Regions from separate parts of the Homo sapiens genome. Here region 1 is linked to region 2. Evidence: read pairs that join two places in POLR2A ChIA-PET (ENCODE). Cell type or tissue: endothelial cell of umbilical vein. All regions are shown on one strand. Links, peaks and the distances in the headings refer to the core of each region. The heading gives the core; the rest is flanking DNA.

Region 1 (8,033 bases), core at 3,226-5,725, 1.1 Mb after region 2:
TCAGATGTGCCTAATTACAAGAAACACTTGTGCCTGTGTCGTGACTGCCCTCAGCATTCCTTCTGGGTGGCAGACGCAGTTTGTCAGTTTGCCAACATCCTGCTTTCATGAGAAACAGTTTGCTGTTTACTCATATAGCTTCCAGTGATATACTGAGTTGATCACGACCCTCATTCTTTTGGCCTTCAACATCTCCCTTCTTCTGTTTTTGAATTAATTGAGAAAGGCAATTGCAAAATGTGCAGCCTTCAATTGCCGGTTGGTGGTTCATTCTGGCTTTGCATTCAGCTGGTGCTGAGGGAACCAGGCCCATGGCTGGGATCCATGAGTCCCTCCAGTCTCCTGTTCCTGTATCCATAAGCCCACAAAACTTACTTCCTTCAATTTACACTGCACAAGTGGGTCTATTAGATGCTATGGGTTGTGACAGATAAATTTCCCTCCTAGTTGTACTTCCAAATCCCTGATTCCCTCGTTTCTCCTTCTGTGGAGAAAGGTGTAATTTACAGGGAATAAGCAACAGTTGAGCAATATATTCTCCCTGGTTCAAAAACCCAAAGATCTTGTAACATTACCACTAACTGAATTTCTCCTTCACAATCGGAATCAACAACTCGTGGGACTACAGTAATGTCCTGTATGTTAAGATGACTTTTATCCAGAATTAATGCCATGTATCCTGTTGGCAAAGGTCCCCAAATACCAGTGGGAATCTTAGTGAATTTGTTTCCTCCAATTAATGTAACCCATTCTGTGACTGGGAGATCTAATCCTGCGCTTCCAGGTGTTCCTAAGCCTTTTGTACATCTCACAGGTGCCAGTGCACGTTTACAATCTGTTTGCATTCCCAAAAGCCAAAGCCAAAGCTAGCATTTCTGCAGCCACAAAAGAAGATGGTACAAGCCAATTTTCATCCTCCTTCTCCTGTTTACCACTTTTGATAGGTGCTGTAGGTGGGGCAAAAAATTCTCTCAAACCCTGAAATAATAGCAAAAAGACAGTACAAACCAAACTTCAAACAAAAAAAAGAAAAGAAATAGCCAAATTCTTCCCCATGTTACCCTGATTTAAAAACTTCCCATTTTTTATACCTCTAGGGCACTGACCAGTACCTTTTTAGAGCACTGACCTTATATTGCTGCCAGCACACTTGTAACGGGGTTTCTCGTTTGTCTGGTTGGTTTTAGTTTTTTTCTGGGCTTTTAGTTTCTTCTACTCCAGCAGACCTTCCTCTTTCAAGTCCCTATAGGACCCTATCTTTCCCTGTCTGTCCCTGCAAGTTTCTGCTAGCTTCTGCTAGTCTCTGCTAGTCTCTGCTAGTCTTTGCTAGTCTTTATCCTTATCTGCCCCTGTCTGTCCCTATGGTCCCTGTTGGTTCCTGTAAGTTCCTGCAAGTCTCTATCTTTCCCTACCTATCTCTGTTTGTCTCTATTTATCCCTACTTATCTCTATTTGTCCCTTTGTCCCTGCAGGCCTCTTCAGGTCCCTTCAGGTCTCTGTTTGTCCCTGATTGTCCCTGTTCCAGCGCCACTTGTGGCAGGCTGCCTCGGTTACTACTTGAGACCATCACTACGAGACTGAACAAAGGAGGACAAACACAGAAATGAAAACTTAACACAAAAGGAACTATTTTAAAGAAAGCAGCCAGGGGAAGAAGAAGAGGGCTCCCTGCTTCTAGTGAGCAAAGGCAGCAGCCGGCTGAGCCTCTATAGCCCTTCATATTTATTGGGTAGAAAGAGCAAGGAGCAGGAGGTAATGAATGGTCAGCTGCTTAATTGATCACAGGTTCACATTATTGCTAACAGGCTTCAGCTGTGCCTAATTACAAGAAATACTTGTGCCTGGGTCATGACTGCCCTCAGCATTCCTTCTGGGTGGCAGATGCAGTTTGTCAATTTGCCAACATCCTGCTTTCATGAGAAACAGTTTGCTGTTTACTCATATAGCTTCCAGTGGTATACTGAGTTGATCACGATCCTCATTCTTTCGGCCTTCAACAAAGGGTGCATGGAGTTGCATGCCATTTTTGTACCTCCCAGAACCCCAAGTGTTAACCAACCCTGAAATTCTCTAAACTTTATAGATTAGGGGGTTTTATGGTGGTCTGTTTATGTAGACATGACTGACTAAATCACTGGCCATTGGTGAGTAACTCAGTTTTTAGTGATTATCTCAATCTCAAATCTCTTTCTTTCAAACCTCTAGTCATGCCTTGGTCTTTCTAGCAAGCAGCCCTCATTCCAAAGCTATCTAGAAGTTCTCAGCCACCAGCCATCTTATTTGCATACAAAAGACATTCATCAACATATATGGTATGGTACATATCATAGCTGTCAATACACATCTTGAGTGAATTGATTTTTGTAATTTTTATATTGTAAAACTATAATTTTATAATTTAACCATCAAAACTAAATTCCATAAATGTCTTTTTAGAGTAGGGAAACTATGGTAAACAAAGATGAAACACCTTATTACCCAATGCATTTGGTAGCAAAATTAGTGTCATAATGCCAATTTCTGTTTTCTAGTCTGCTGCTCTAACTGCCAAGCCCTTCTATATCTTCTCAAGAGGATTTTGAATGCAATATGTTTCTCATTTGGGTAGATTACTTCCTGTCTTATTTTCCTTCATAGCACGTAACACTGTCTATTCTGTGTAGACATTCTATATGTTACCACTATGGTCTGAATGTGTCCTCCATAAAGCATTTGTTGGAAACTTAATATCCAGTGCAACAGTGTTGAGAGGTGGGACCTGATGGGAGGTGTTTAGGTCATGAGGGCTCCATCCTCATGAATAGATTAATGCTGACTCTAAAAGGGCTTGAGACTGCAAGTCTGATCTCTTGCTGTCTGTTTTCCCTTCTGCCATGGGGTGACACAGCAAGGAGGCCCTCATCAGATACAACTCGATCTTGGATTTCTCAGCCCCACCAAATCATGACCCAAATACATTTTATTATAAATTATCCAGTCTGTGGTATTCTGTTATAGGAACACAAAGTGGACAAAGACATTTACTTATTTACCATTTTATTGTCTGTTTCCTCCAACTAAAATGAAAGCATAGGTGGTACAGGGCAGATATTTATATCTGTTGTGCTCATTGGTATATTCCCAGAGTCTAAGACAATGCCTGAAAGAGAAGGCACTCAACGAGTATTTGTTGGATAATAAATAGTAGGTGTTTGATATATCATCTATTAATTAGTGAATAAATGAATGAATAGCATAGTACATGGAATTTAGTTTTCCAGAGATATCATGTGCATTTCACAGTAATCTTCCCTCTTAAATAGAAGCTATAGGTGCTATTTAACTCTTTATGACTCTGGATCATTGATATAACCTAAGTCACTGCAAAGTAATGCCTTCACTGCCTATCAAAGCTTTTAAAACTGGCTATTCCTCAAGCATATTTTGTGTGTGCAGTCATTTCTCTCTACCACTCCTCACTGCTTTCTTTGTAGTTATTTTGGTCAAGTCCTTTTCTAATTTGCATGTTCAAACTCAGGCTTATTAAGCTCCTTAGAAATTAATCTGTTGCCTTTGATTGACAACTAAGGGATTTTCTTATAACTCAAATTCTATTATTTGAGTACTCAAACAGTTCTTAATGTACATTTTTGCTCCCCAGAAGTCACTCTGCCAACTTTCACATTTTACTGTGCAGTCAATTGAAGTAACAAAGCAAATGATTTCTGAAAGCCTGGGAAAATGGGCTATTAATGAAATTTTGGCTACTATATATGAATATATATATATTGGTATATATATATATGTATAAACTATGAATTGTGATGTACTTCACACGCAGAAAGCAAAAGTCTTTGTGTACATAAAAGGGAATGCAAAAATCTGGATTTTATGATCACTAAATTACTTTTCAAAGAAAAGTATATACTAAAATCCCCTAAAAATTCTTCAGTTAAAAGACTCATTCATACTTATTAAATTCACTATTTGCCTTTTCCCAGATTCAAATGTAACATCAAAATTCACTGATTTACTTTTCAAAGGTCCGAATTATTTTAATTGCTTTTTAGAATATGATGCCCTTAGCTCAATCAAGTAGTATTAATTCCATCTCTCTGTGCAACTAACTTAATAACCCTTTTAGCCTGTGGATGCAGAAAGTAGTTCAGAGCTTTGAAGATTTGTAACCAGACCCCTTTAAGTCCCACAGATGACCTGATTAGGTTGATTAAAGTTCTCTGAACACCTTAGTCATTTTGCAGTGAGGCAGCTGCTGTATTACTCAGAGCAGTAATATGTGCCTGACCTAATTCTTCAAACTTTACACTGGGGTCAAGCCGCTTAAAGCCAAAAGAGTTTTTGTTGTTTTGTTTTGTTTTATTGTATCAATAGAAAAGTAAAACATAATGATTTAGGGAAAAAAAATTCACCTTTCAGGGCTGATTTCTATCTTTGGCATTCTGAATCACTTTTTCCTATATTGGTCCTCCAATTATGAGTTTCTTTTTTGCCATCTTCTCTCTGTCCTAATTCCTCAAGATAAGTTCTTCTCTTCTTGAAAAAAAAAAAAAAAGATGAGTTTACAGTCACTAGCTTTGAATCATGTCATAATATTATGGGCTAAATTGTGTCCCTCTCTCCTAAATTTTAGAAGTTGAATCCTAACCCCTAGGACCCCAGAATGTGACTGGATTTAGAAATAGAACCTTTAAAGAGGTAATTAAGGTAACATGGGCTCCTATAGGTGGGCCCTAATCCAATATGGTGGTATCCCTATTGAAGGAGATTATAAGAGATATGTGGGCACACAGAGGAAAGACCATCTGAAGACACAGGGAGAAGGCAACCATTTGCAAGCCAAGGGGAGAGGCCTTAAAAGAAGCCAAACTTAATGACACTTTGATCTTGAACTTCTACCTTCCATAATTATGAAAAAGTAAATTGTTGTTTAAGCCACTGACTCTGTGGTGCTTTGTTATAGGAGTCCTAACAAACTAATAATGCAGCTTTGCCACTTCCTAAGCATATGACTTCTCTGTAACGGTGAAATCTACGTCTACTTTGAAGAATTTGGAGAATTAAGCAAAACATACGAAGTTCTCAATTTTCCTACATAATGCATTGCTGAAAATTTTCAAATTGGTTAAACTTGAACATCACGATTATGTATTCAGTAAATGGGACTCCATGTTCAGTGTGCTATAAAAAAATTCCTAATTTCATCCAATTCTAAATATAATCTTTGACCATTGATTTTTAGAGTTTTGCACATGTTCTATAATTTTGTTCTTTGCTTTGACAATTAAACCACAGTCGACTGGCTTAAGATCAATGAATGTCCAATTAAGGATAAATTGTCCCAATTTTTGGCACCCTGATGCTTTCCAACTTTTTCTAAATTGAATTAAATGCATGAGACCACATTACTCATTATTAAAATCAGTACTCTTATACTTTCATTTTTTCCTTTCCATGCATATTATAAAATAAGTACAAAAGTATGAAAAAATCCAAATTATTAAATAAACCACTGCTACAAAGATTAAAATGGAGGATGCTGCCAGAATTGAACTATCAGCCGAGAGGCAACTCTACCAGGCTAAAAAAAAAAAAATGAATTCGTTATTTCAGGTCCACAGGTCTAAATTCAACCTGGAAAAGATGATGAAGGAGGTCAAATGTATAACAGTACAGTTGTGGTTTATGTGCAAGCAATGACTCTGTTAGCTGAGTGCCTTGTTCTCAATAAGCAGTAGCTATTATGATTCTTATTGTTGTTGGTTTTGTTATAATTGCTGATGTTAATATCTAAATGTATTCTAATTGTGTCATATGTCTAAGTAGATTGGTCTAAATAGATTGCAAGGACTTGCAGTCTACCAACAAACATCCATCAAGCACTGACTTTGTGCCAGGCATAGGACTAGAAGGTAGTGATGTGAGCCCCTGAGTCGCTCACATTCTAATGGATGAGGCACACACATGAGCAGATCAACCCCAGTGTAGTGTGGCAAATGAGACAAGGCAAATGAGACAACCAAGGTGTGTATAGAGTCTTCAACCACAACCCAACTGTCTCTCTTTTATGGGGAAGGGCCACAAGAGTAGAATCAGGGGGGACATCAAGAAGGATCTTAAAACCTGCACAGGAGAGAGGTACTATTGAATACTCCTCTGCCATCACAGTAACAGGCAAATAATATGTGCTTCAGTGATCATTTGTTCTGTGACCAACATGTTTGTTGTCCATTTTGTACTCTTCTCTTGGTCGCTGCTTATCAATGGTCTTTCAATAATTCTGCTCATAATTATGTTAAGGCATTCATATGCTGTACTTTATTTCTTTCAATCCAAAGACATTGAATATAAGATACACTCTGTTAAGTTTCAGCTGAAAAAAAGCAAAGCTCAGAACTGTCGTGTAGTCTGATAAAGCTTATGTAGCTGGGATGTGGTTAAACCTGCTATAGTCTGAATGTTTGTGTCCCCTCAAAATTCCTATGCTGAAACCCAATCCCTAGTGTGATAGTATTAGGAGGTAGATAGTATTGGGAGGTGATAAAGTCATGAGGGTGGAGACCTCATGAATGGGATTAGTGCTTTTATCAGACTGTAAAGAGACCAGAGTTCTCCTCTTCCACCACATGTGGATTCAGCAAGAAGATGCTGTTTATGAATCATGAAATGGGCCCTCACTAGACCTCAAATCTGCCAGCACTTTGATCTTGGACTTCCCAGCCTCCAGAACTGTGAGACATAAACTTTTATGCCATAGCCACCCAGTCTATGGCATTTTGTTGTATTAATAGCAGCCCAGATGAACTGGTACTACCTAGATATTCTGACCTCCTTCCAGAAAGTCACCAGATGACTAGTGCACGGTGCTTGCTCTTATACTGCGTTACCCTGTGCTATTGTGAAACAACTGTCCTTGTCCTTTATAAAATGTAGGTCTGTAAAAGGGATCACAACAGCCACTGCTATTCGCAAATTATCGAGACCACCCAAATTAATAAGTCATATTAATCACAGACTCACCCAATATGATGACAAAGGGAATCTTAAAAACCATCTAGTTAAACTCTCCATATTTGACTGATAAGGAAACCAACGCCAAAGAATAAATAACATGCCCAAGGTCACCTAGGAAATAGGCTGGAGAGCTAGGGCTGAAACACCAGCTGCCATCCTTCTGTACTGCTAATAATTAGGTAACTTAGGTAACTATCAATTAGATCTTTGAGGAACAATATGTGTGGCAGTTTAGAAAAGAGACCCCACAGCCAGAGACCCTCTGATTAGAATCTGCTCCACAACACATACCAGCTGTCACTTAAACTTTCTGGACCTTAGTTTCTTGTCTGTAAAATGGGAATAATAATCATATCAACTCAGAGAGTTAAATGAGATAACATGGCTGAAGCACTTCGAGTCATACCTAACAGAGTAAGTATTCAATGAAAGGAAGATGGCATGCTTATCTTCACTACTCATGCTACAGACACTAGGTAGATACTATTGTAAAAGCTATGTTATGGTCAAAATGCTAGAAATGTTGATTTGCCAGTCCCAGTGCAGGATTGTGCAAGAGAATTTCACAGGCCACAGAGGGCTGCCTACCGTGGCCACCTTTGAGGTTACTACTCCAATCTAGAACACCTAAAGATAGAAATTTGCAAAATCCTGGGAAATGCCTCATGTTCAAAACAGAGTAGTCTACTATGCAAGCCAATATCTCTCTTCTATGGATATTGGTCATTAAAACCTTTCTAACTTAATATCTATGGACTATTAAATCTAAATATTTTTAACAGCATTAAGCACCCTGGATTGCTGTGTATAAATCTACTCCATTTTTACCAGTTAAAACGTTCCGCACTAGACACATTTTTGCTAGTACATTAGAACCACACAGTTAGTACCTTTTTTTTCCCCTGAGAGAAAGAGTCTACATTTCTGACACTGCTAGAGGAAACAAAGCTACTTTGTTATTAAACTACCATTGTTTTTAGTTCCTTTGTCCACAAAACCATAATGAGACACATACAGAGTAT
Region 2 (8,033 bases), core at 3,754-6,253:
GATCTTTGTTCATATTTTGTTTTCTTTTTTTGCCTTCTTTTATATTAAGTACTCTTTATGATTGTGGTTTTTCTTTTCTATTGGTTATTAGCTACAATTTCTGATTAGTGTTATTTTACTTTTTCCTTTATGGTTTAGGGCAAACAACATTAGCCTACCTCAGTCTACCTTCAAGTGATATTACACAACTTTCTTTTTTGTTGTTTGTTTTTGTATTTAGATGGAGTCTTGTTTTGTTCCCTAGGCTGGAGTGCAATGGTGTGATCTTGGCTCACTGCAACCTCTGCCTCCTGGGTTCAAGTGATTCTCCCACCTCAGCCTCCCTAGTAGCTGGGAATACAGGCATGCACCACCATGCCTGGCTATTTTTTTTTCTTTTTTGTATTTTTAGTAGAGTCTTGGTTTCACCATGTTGGCCAGGCTGGTCTTAAACTCTTGACCTCAAGTGATCCACCAAACTTGGCCTCCCAAAGTGCTGGGATTACAGGTGTAAGCCCCCACTCTGGGCCCATATTACAAAACTTCTTATATAGTATAAGAACTTACTAACATTGGACTCCTAGTGTATTGACTAGGAGTCCTAGTGTACTTCTTCCCATTCCTTGTCTCTCTGTGCTATTGTTGCCATACATTTTATAACCCCCTTGAATAATATGTTCTTGTTTTGTGCTTTAAAGAGTAAATTCTCTTTTAAAGAAACAAATAATAATAATACATTTCTTCATATTTATTCAAGTAGTTACAATTTCTGTATTATTCATCTGTTTGTGTAGATCCAGATCTCCATCTGGTAGTATTTTTCTCTTTTTTTCTGTTTCTTTTTTTTTTTTAAGACAGGGTTTCACCATGTTGGCCAGGATGGTCTCGATCTCCTGACCTCGTGATCTGCCCACTTGGCCTCCCAAAGTGCTGGGATTACAGATGTTAGCCACCGTGCCCAGCCAGTATTTTTCTTCTGCTTGGAAACCTTCCTTTCGATATTTTCTTATAGTTCAGGTCTCCTAGTGTTAAATTATTTCAGCCTTTGCATGTCTAAAACTGTCTTTGTTTTACTTTTTTGTCTGTAAGTTGTTTTTTTCTGAGTTAAAAATTCTAGTTTGACAGTTTTAACCTTTCAGTACATTAAAGATATTGCTCCACTGCCTTCTGGCTTACATTATTTCCAAAAACAAAACAAAACAAAACGAAACAAAAAAACCTCTGTTATCATTACCTTTGTCCTCTTCATAATGTCTTTTTTTCCCTGTCTTCCAAGATTTCCTCTTTATTATTGTTATAAGCAATTTGATTATTGCATGCTTTCATGTTTTCTTCATGTTTCTTGTGCTTCTAGTAACTATACCTTTATAGCTTTCATCAGCTTTGGGAAATCCTTAGCCATTATCTTTTCACACATTTTTTTCTCAACCCTCCCTCTTGATTCAAAACTCCAATTGGATTCAGTACTCCTAGTGTATTGACTATTGTTTACAATAATCTCTTGTATATTTCAAAATAGCTCGAAGAGAATAATTTCAATATTTCTAGCATAAAGACAAATATTTAAGTTCATGGATATATATCCCAATTACATTGATTTGATGTTTTACAAAGTATATGAATATATTAAATTATCACATGTTCCCTGAAAAGATGTACACCTGTTATGTACAAATTAAAAAAAAAAAAGCTTAAAAGAATTTTTTTTAAAAAAGCTTAAATCTTCTTGGGCTTTGTACTGGATGCAGTTGTTACTTGCAAATTATTTAATCCTTTCAAGTCTTTATATTTTAAGCTTCATTAAATGGACCATATTACTGTTTATTCTTGGGTTAATTTCCCCCACTACTGAGCCAAGACCTTTGTTAGTGCTCTAATTGATGCCTCATGAATTGTGGTTTTCTACTTTGGGTGTTAGGAACAGACACTATTGTCAACCTTTTGGAACTTAGGACACTCTTCTTTCTAATTCCTTTGGATAGTTATTTTTTTTCTGTATTAGCTAGCTTTTTCACATGAGTGTGCAAATCAGTACTTAATTGAAACCTTCATGGGTACCTTCTTCAGGTCCTTAGAGTTCTTTTTCTGTGCATCTCTCTTTTCTCTAGCACTCTGCCCTGAGGGCTCTAGACAACTTTGCTTCCTCAGACTTCCAGCTCCATCTCAACTCAGGGAAAGCATCAGATTCAGCCTGGATTCCCTTTCTCTACACTGTGGCCCAGAATATTTCTCCATCTAGTAATCTGGATCAATAATAATGAATTCTTTATTTCTTTTCTTCTATAAAACATCACTACTCTTTATAGAATGATGTCCAATGTCTTGAGCATCATTGTTCTATGTATGCTCTTACTATTATTATTTTTTAGTTATTTCCATTACTGTATCTGAAACAGATGCATCCTGAACTGGAATTCTTAACTACTTCACCATACAACTTTTTTCTTCATTTACTATTTGCTAGTTTAGTAAGATAACACTCCCCTCTTTAAAGCACCCACTACTTTGATAGAAGACAGATAAATAATTTTTTCTCAGTTGGCATTGTAACAAGTCTAACTAGACTATTCCACATTTCTATAAAACCACAGATAAGTGATAAGCCCCATGAGTCTCATGGACATCAGACTACTTTGTTTTGCGGTAAATGAAGTTCCTTGGTTGAAATGGACAAGGACTGCCATATGCAGATTTATTAAATGGAAGTACCGGTGGGAAACAAGATCAACAAGGAAAGTAACTATAAATTTGAAATAAATGTCTATTTTAATGAAAAAACAATAAGTAGTTTTTCCCAAGCTTAATGGTGTTTCAGAAAATATGTTTTACACTAAGAATACTCTCTTTAATGAGACCACAATAGTGGCTTTGTATTGACGTAAATGGAGCATTACCTGTGGCATGCCACATTTGGCCTTGTTGAAGGGATATCTCTCTGCCAACATAGCCATATTGTTCTTGAGTTCTTTGAGCATATCATATGACAGTTGCAGAGGAAAGTGGCTGATAATTGCAAAACAACTAAATTATCAATATAGTTATTTAAATCCTCCTCTACAAGATCAACTTTTTGTTGCATATTTATGTGGTAATCTAATACTCTTATACTAGAAGCACATTTTGAATGGCCTAGACATGTGCAACCTTCTCTCATTATGACCTTCGAGCTATAACATAACACCACAGAATTTTAATTCCAAATGTGATCACTATATCATGAAGAATCACCTATAACTTAGGTTTCATTTTTTTTTCTCCTTAGCCAACTTCTCAAAAAAAAAAAACCAAACAAAAAAACTTACCGCAAAGCCACAAGTATGGGTTAAAGAAGAGCCATCATTATGCCTAGCATAGGCACACAATGTGTGTGGTGTGTGAACCACCCACTCATTCAACTCAAAGGTGTCTTCAGGAGCTCTTGATTTAGTTTTCATAAACTAGATTATTTATATTTGATGGTAGATTGCTGCTGGGCATGTGCCAAAGTAATTAACAACACATATTTTATTATTAAAACTTGGATTGCATAATCATTTGGTGAACCTATGATCAAATACCCATCAATGCCTCTTAAATAGTTGACCATATAATTTATTAACAAAATTAGGATGCAAGGGTAAAGCAGGACTGTGCCAGAAAGCAGAATGTATAACCACTTTATAATACTTTACAACTCTAAGCAAGCCAAGGTTAATTTTTTTTTTTGAGATGGAGTTTCACTCTTGTTGCCCAGGCTGGAGTGCAATGGCACGATCTCGGCTCACTGCAACCTCCACCTCCCGGGTTCAAGTGATTCTCCTGCCTCAGCCTCCCGAGTAGCTAGGCTTACAGGCACCCCCCACCACATCTGGCTAACTTTTGTATTTTTGGTAGAGATGGGGTTTTGCCATGTTGACCAGGCTGATCTTGGAACTCCTGACCTAAAGCGATCTGCCTGCCTTGGCCTCCCCAAGTGCTGGGATTCCAGGTGTGAGCCACTGTGCCCATCCACAAGAGTTAATTCTTCTTCTTTTTTTTTTTTTTTTTTAATTATACTTTAAGTTCTGGGATACATATGCAGAACATGCAGGTTTGTTGCATAGGTATACACGTGTCATGGTGGTTTGCTGAACCCATCAACCCCTCATCTACATTAGGTTATTTCTTCTAATGCTATCCCTCCCCAGCCCCCAATCCACTGACAGGCCCTGGTGTGTGATGTTCCCCTCTCTGTATCTATGTGTTCTCATTGTTCATCTCCCACTTATGAGTGAGGCCATGTGGTGTTTGGTCTTCTGTTCTTATGTTAGTTTGCTGAGAATGATGGTTTCTAGCTTCATCCATGTCCCTGCTCCTCTATGTGCTCTTCTGTGGCCCTACTACTATTCCCTCTCTAGAGTAAACTGGGCAGCTGGAAGCCCTAAATCCTGCATGTCTCCCTGGAACAAAAGCTGGTGTTCTATGTCTTGGACCCTTATCATGGTGTTCCTCAGTCTTGAGCCTCCTGTCTGCCAGGTTCCCATTGTTCTCAACCTGAAAGGGTCTTGAGACATTCATTGTGATTGCCATCCTCTGTCTTTCCTGTCAGACTCCCTTCCCCCGCCACCAAAAGAGGCAGAGATGTATGATCATTTTTCAATTTAAATAAAATACAATTTTAACATCAAAATGAAGAATGAAGGGAATATAATTCTTCCCTTCTCATTTCTTTCTTAGAAGCTGGACAACATCCAGTTCTTTTTCCACTCCCATTCCTCTACTCAGATGAGAGGATCCAGACATTACCTGGTTTAGTAACCAGGCATGCATTTGGAAGATCTGTGTTTTTATCCCAGCTTTGCACTAAAGGAAGTCATTTAATTTCCTTGAGCTTCATTTTTTACCTCTAAAACAGGAAGTCGAGCAACTTGATGCTTACTATCTCGCTGGCCCATAAGTAGAGTCATATCCTAAGGTCAATTAATCTAAGCTAGAAACAACAATCATTTTTAAAAATCATTAATTAACACTCGTAAGAATCTCCTCTGACCAGTGGCTCCAGGTGTTTATACAGATCTCTAGTTATTGTTTGAGTCGAAGCCAATGTCTAATAATCCCCTAGATGTCTGTCTAGATCCTTTTACCTAGTATTCACTTGCTGTCACAGGTGTTTCTACATTTCCTCAGGGAAGGCCACCTCCGCAGACATATTTACAGTGTTATTTTAAGGTTCTTCATAAAGGATGTCCACTAATACTTTGAGAGTCAGCTCTCAGATATGGGGAAAGGTCATAATTTTTTAAAGTGATGGGTGAAGTCAAGTCTCTCTTCAAGTCAGGGTGGCCGTCCATTTCACATGCTAAATAGGACCTTAGCAGGATGCCTATGTATGTAGCTCCCATACATGGGATTATGTTCTGATTAATGTCATAACCATTAATCACCAACAAATCTCTCTAATTACCATGTAGGCTCTGCTGGCTATTTTAGAAAACATGACTAATTTGCCTTAGCCAGTTAAATGCTACTTCACGGTCTTAGCTACCTCACAATCCTCTTTTCTTCAACAGTACTTGGGACCCTATTCTAATTACAGGATATTTCAACTCCCATCCGCATTGTGATGCTTCCTTTATTGATGTAGGTCTCTAGGTCATGGTGAAATGAGTGACCTGGATTCCTGAACAGAACATAAGTGGTGGGAACACGATGATTCAAGCATTAAAATTATACCCCAGCCTCTATCACTCAAAGCCCTTTTATTTCATCTAATATATTATAGCAGAGAAATTTCTGTAATTTCATCATCATTTAGGGTGGACCACCATTGAATCCCAGGTTTTGTTAGCCAAAGCACACAATTCAATTAAGAATCTTTGATAAATTCATCAGCTACCAATACTTTCATCCAGATTCTTTATCAAGGACCCTAGAAATTCATTCCCGCATCCTATACTGAAATTTTAACTAATAAAAATTAACACGTATATATCTTTCCTTCCTGGATTCAAATTCATAATGTCTCTCAGGTTGTGCTTGCATTTTTCTCCAACTAAAATATAAGCCACAGAAAAACAAGATTTGTTTAGTTTATTGCTATATAAAGTTGGCATCTAAGGAATATTTAATTAATAAAATAGTGAATTAGTTTTTTGAGTTTTAGATCTGGAAATAATACAAGCTGGTTATATAAGAGAAAAACTGACTCCTTCTCCAGGTGTGACTCCTTCAGTGAAGAGTAATCGCAATGTATTCGCACTTTGTACGAGTTATATACTGAATTGTCTCTGTGATGAATCCTAGTATGATACCCAGAACATGTACAACATGTTTTTTTCTTATTACTGTAGATTAGTCAGTCATTATATTTGGTAGTTTTGATCCCAGTGGCTTTTGCTCTCTGTGAGAAATAGATTAAGTGATAATTTTCTTAATAAAATGTAGCCTTATAAGTTTCCAAGTAAATGCAATATTAGTATTCAGAGCAATAGATCTAAAAATTAGAATGACTCTTTCTCAAAAAATAGCCTTTGTATTGAGACTCTCCTTAAACAAGCTTTGACGCACACTCCAAGATGATTAGTGGAGTACATTGAACTACTCCTTCATGTTATATATTAGGAGCACACTTTTGACTCTCCGCTGCCTTGCAAGATTCTGCAATGTTTTCCAGGGCTAAGATCTGCAGAAAGTAAATTTTTGACTTCATTAGTCAATTGCTATATTTAACAGAAGTTCTTAGATGAAAGAAGCGGCAAAATGTCTATTTTTCCTCATAGCTCTTTTACTAAATTAAATTAAAACTGAGCTGTAAAAACTAATGCTTTTACTGCTTCTTTTTCTACAAAATGGAAGCATACACTGGGAGAAAATTAACTAACAAATCAGAAGTAGGTCTTATCTCCTATACTATTGCTTGCCAAGTTGCCTAGGCTTGTCCCAGCTATTTAGTGGTAAAAGGGAATTACTCTTTAATTTCACCTCATCTAAAACCAAAAAAGCACTCTGGTTTCTTGGAATACCATTCCTTCTTACATCAAATAAATATGAACACCTTTATTATAAATTAACCAATGCTTCCCCTGAAGCCTCTCTCTGGAAACTCCCCTGTTTAGAAGATAATAGATAGTATCTTCAAAAGCATCATCTTCCGTGAAATTTCTTTTCCAATCCAGGCAATCTTTCTTGTGATTTCTTCTTGACTAAATTGGTTTTAATTACATTCCTGTTTGCTTTTAGTCTCATTGTCTAAATTAAATTTAGCATTAATATGATGTGTCCAAGACAGCCATGTAGTTTTATTACTTTTCCAATCTGGATTTTTTAACAGAGGTGAATTGTAATGGCTCATATCTCTTCTTACCTTTATCTCTATCAATGAACACTTCAAACCCTTTTTGAATATACAAAATAAAATAGTATATGAAGATTCAGAGATGTTTCCACCATTAGCTAAAAATTAAAACATTTAACACTGGTATTAAAACAAAAAAAAGTACTCCTTAAAATTAACAATAACTGAGAAAAAGATAATTTTTAAAATCCAAAATAAGAAGTTCATTTGGAATATTTAGTACAGATTAGTTTAAGCTTTCTTAGGGGAAAAGAGGAGCATTAGTTTCTATTGCTATGTACCAAAGCATCACACATTGAGCAGCTTCAAACACCACCTGTTTATTAGCTCACAGCTCATTGGGTAAAAAGCATGGCATACCATTGCTGGTTCTCTTTTCAGGCTATTGTAAAGCTAAGTAATGATGTAACACGGCTAATATCTTTTCTAGAGGCTCTGAGGGAAATTCTGCCGTCAAGTTCATTCTTGTCATTAGAAGAATTCAATTCCTTCCTTTTGCAAGACTGTCTGTCTTTTCCTGCTGGTCAGCCAAAGACCACTTTCAGCAACTAGAGGATCCCACCTTCATTATTTGGCATCTGGCCCCCTTCATCTTCAGGCCAGCAACAGCACCTTGAATCCTGTGCTCTTCTGACTTTCTCCATCTCTGTCCCTCTAGAATCAGATTTGGAAGGCCAGCATGATGAGGTCAGATCCACTTGCATGATCTCCCTATTTTAAGGTCAACTGATTTGGGAACTTA

The links. Peaks named below come from ENCODE experiments on the same cell type or tissue, not always from the same donor. Only the 100,000 strongest peaks of a DNase experiment are listed, where the experiment ranks them.
Region 1: POLR2A ChIA-PET joins it to region 2 with 5 read pairs; 1 of 35 experiments calls an interaction of 5 or more read pairs at or near these places.

The regions. Positions count from the first base shown.
Region 1 is chr12:92,620,157-92,628,189 of GRCh38, forward strand. The region is part of intron 1 of LOC105369905 (a long non-coding RNA gene); the gene reads left to right. All of the region lies in intron 1 of LOC124902983 (a long non-coding RNA gene), which reads right to left. Among named protein-coding and RNA genes, the nearest start is that of PLEKHG7, 79 kb to the right of the region's middle. In endothelial cell of umbilical vein, for the core only: no CTCF peak of the experiment used is centred there; a DNase peak (open chromatin) is centred at 4,285.
Region 2 is chr12:91,533,695-91,541,727 of GRCh38, forward strand. All of the region lies in intron 1 of LOC105369896 (a long non-coding RNA gene), which reads right to left. Among named protein-coding and RNA genes, the nearest start is that of LINC02823, 210 kb to the left of the region's middle. In endothelial cell of umbilical vein, for the core only: no CTCF peak of the experiment used is centred there; a DNase peak (open chromatin) is centred at 4,917.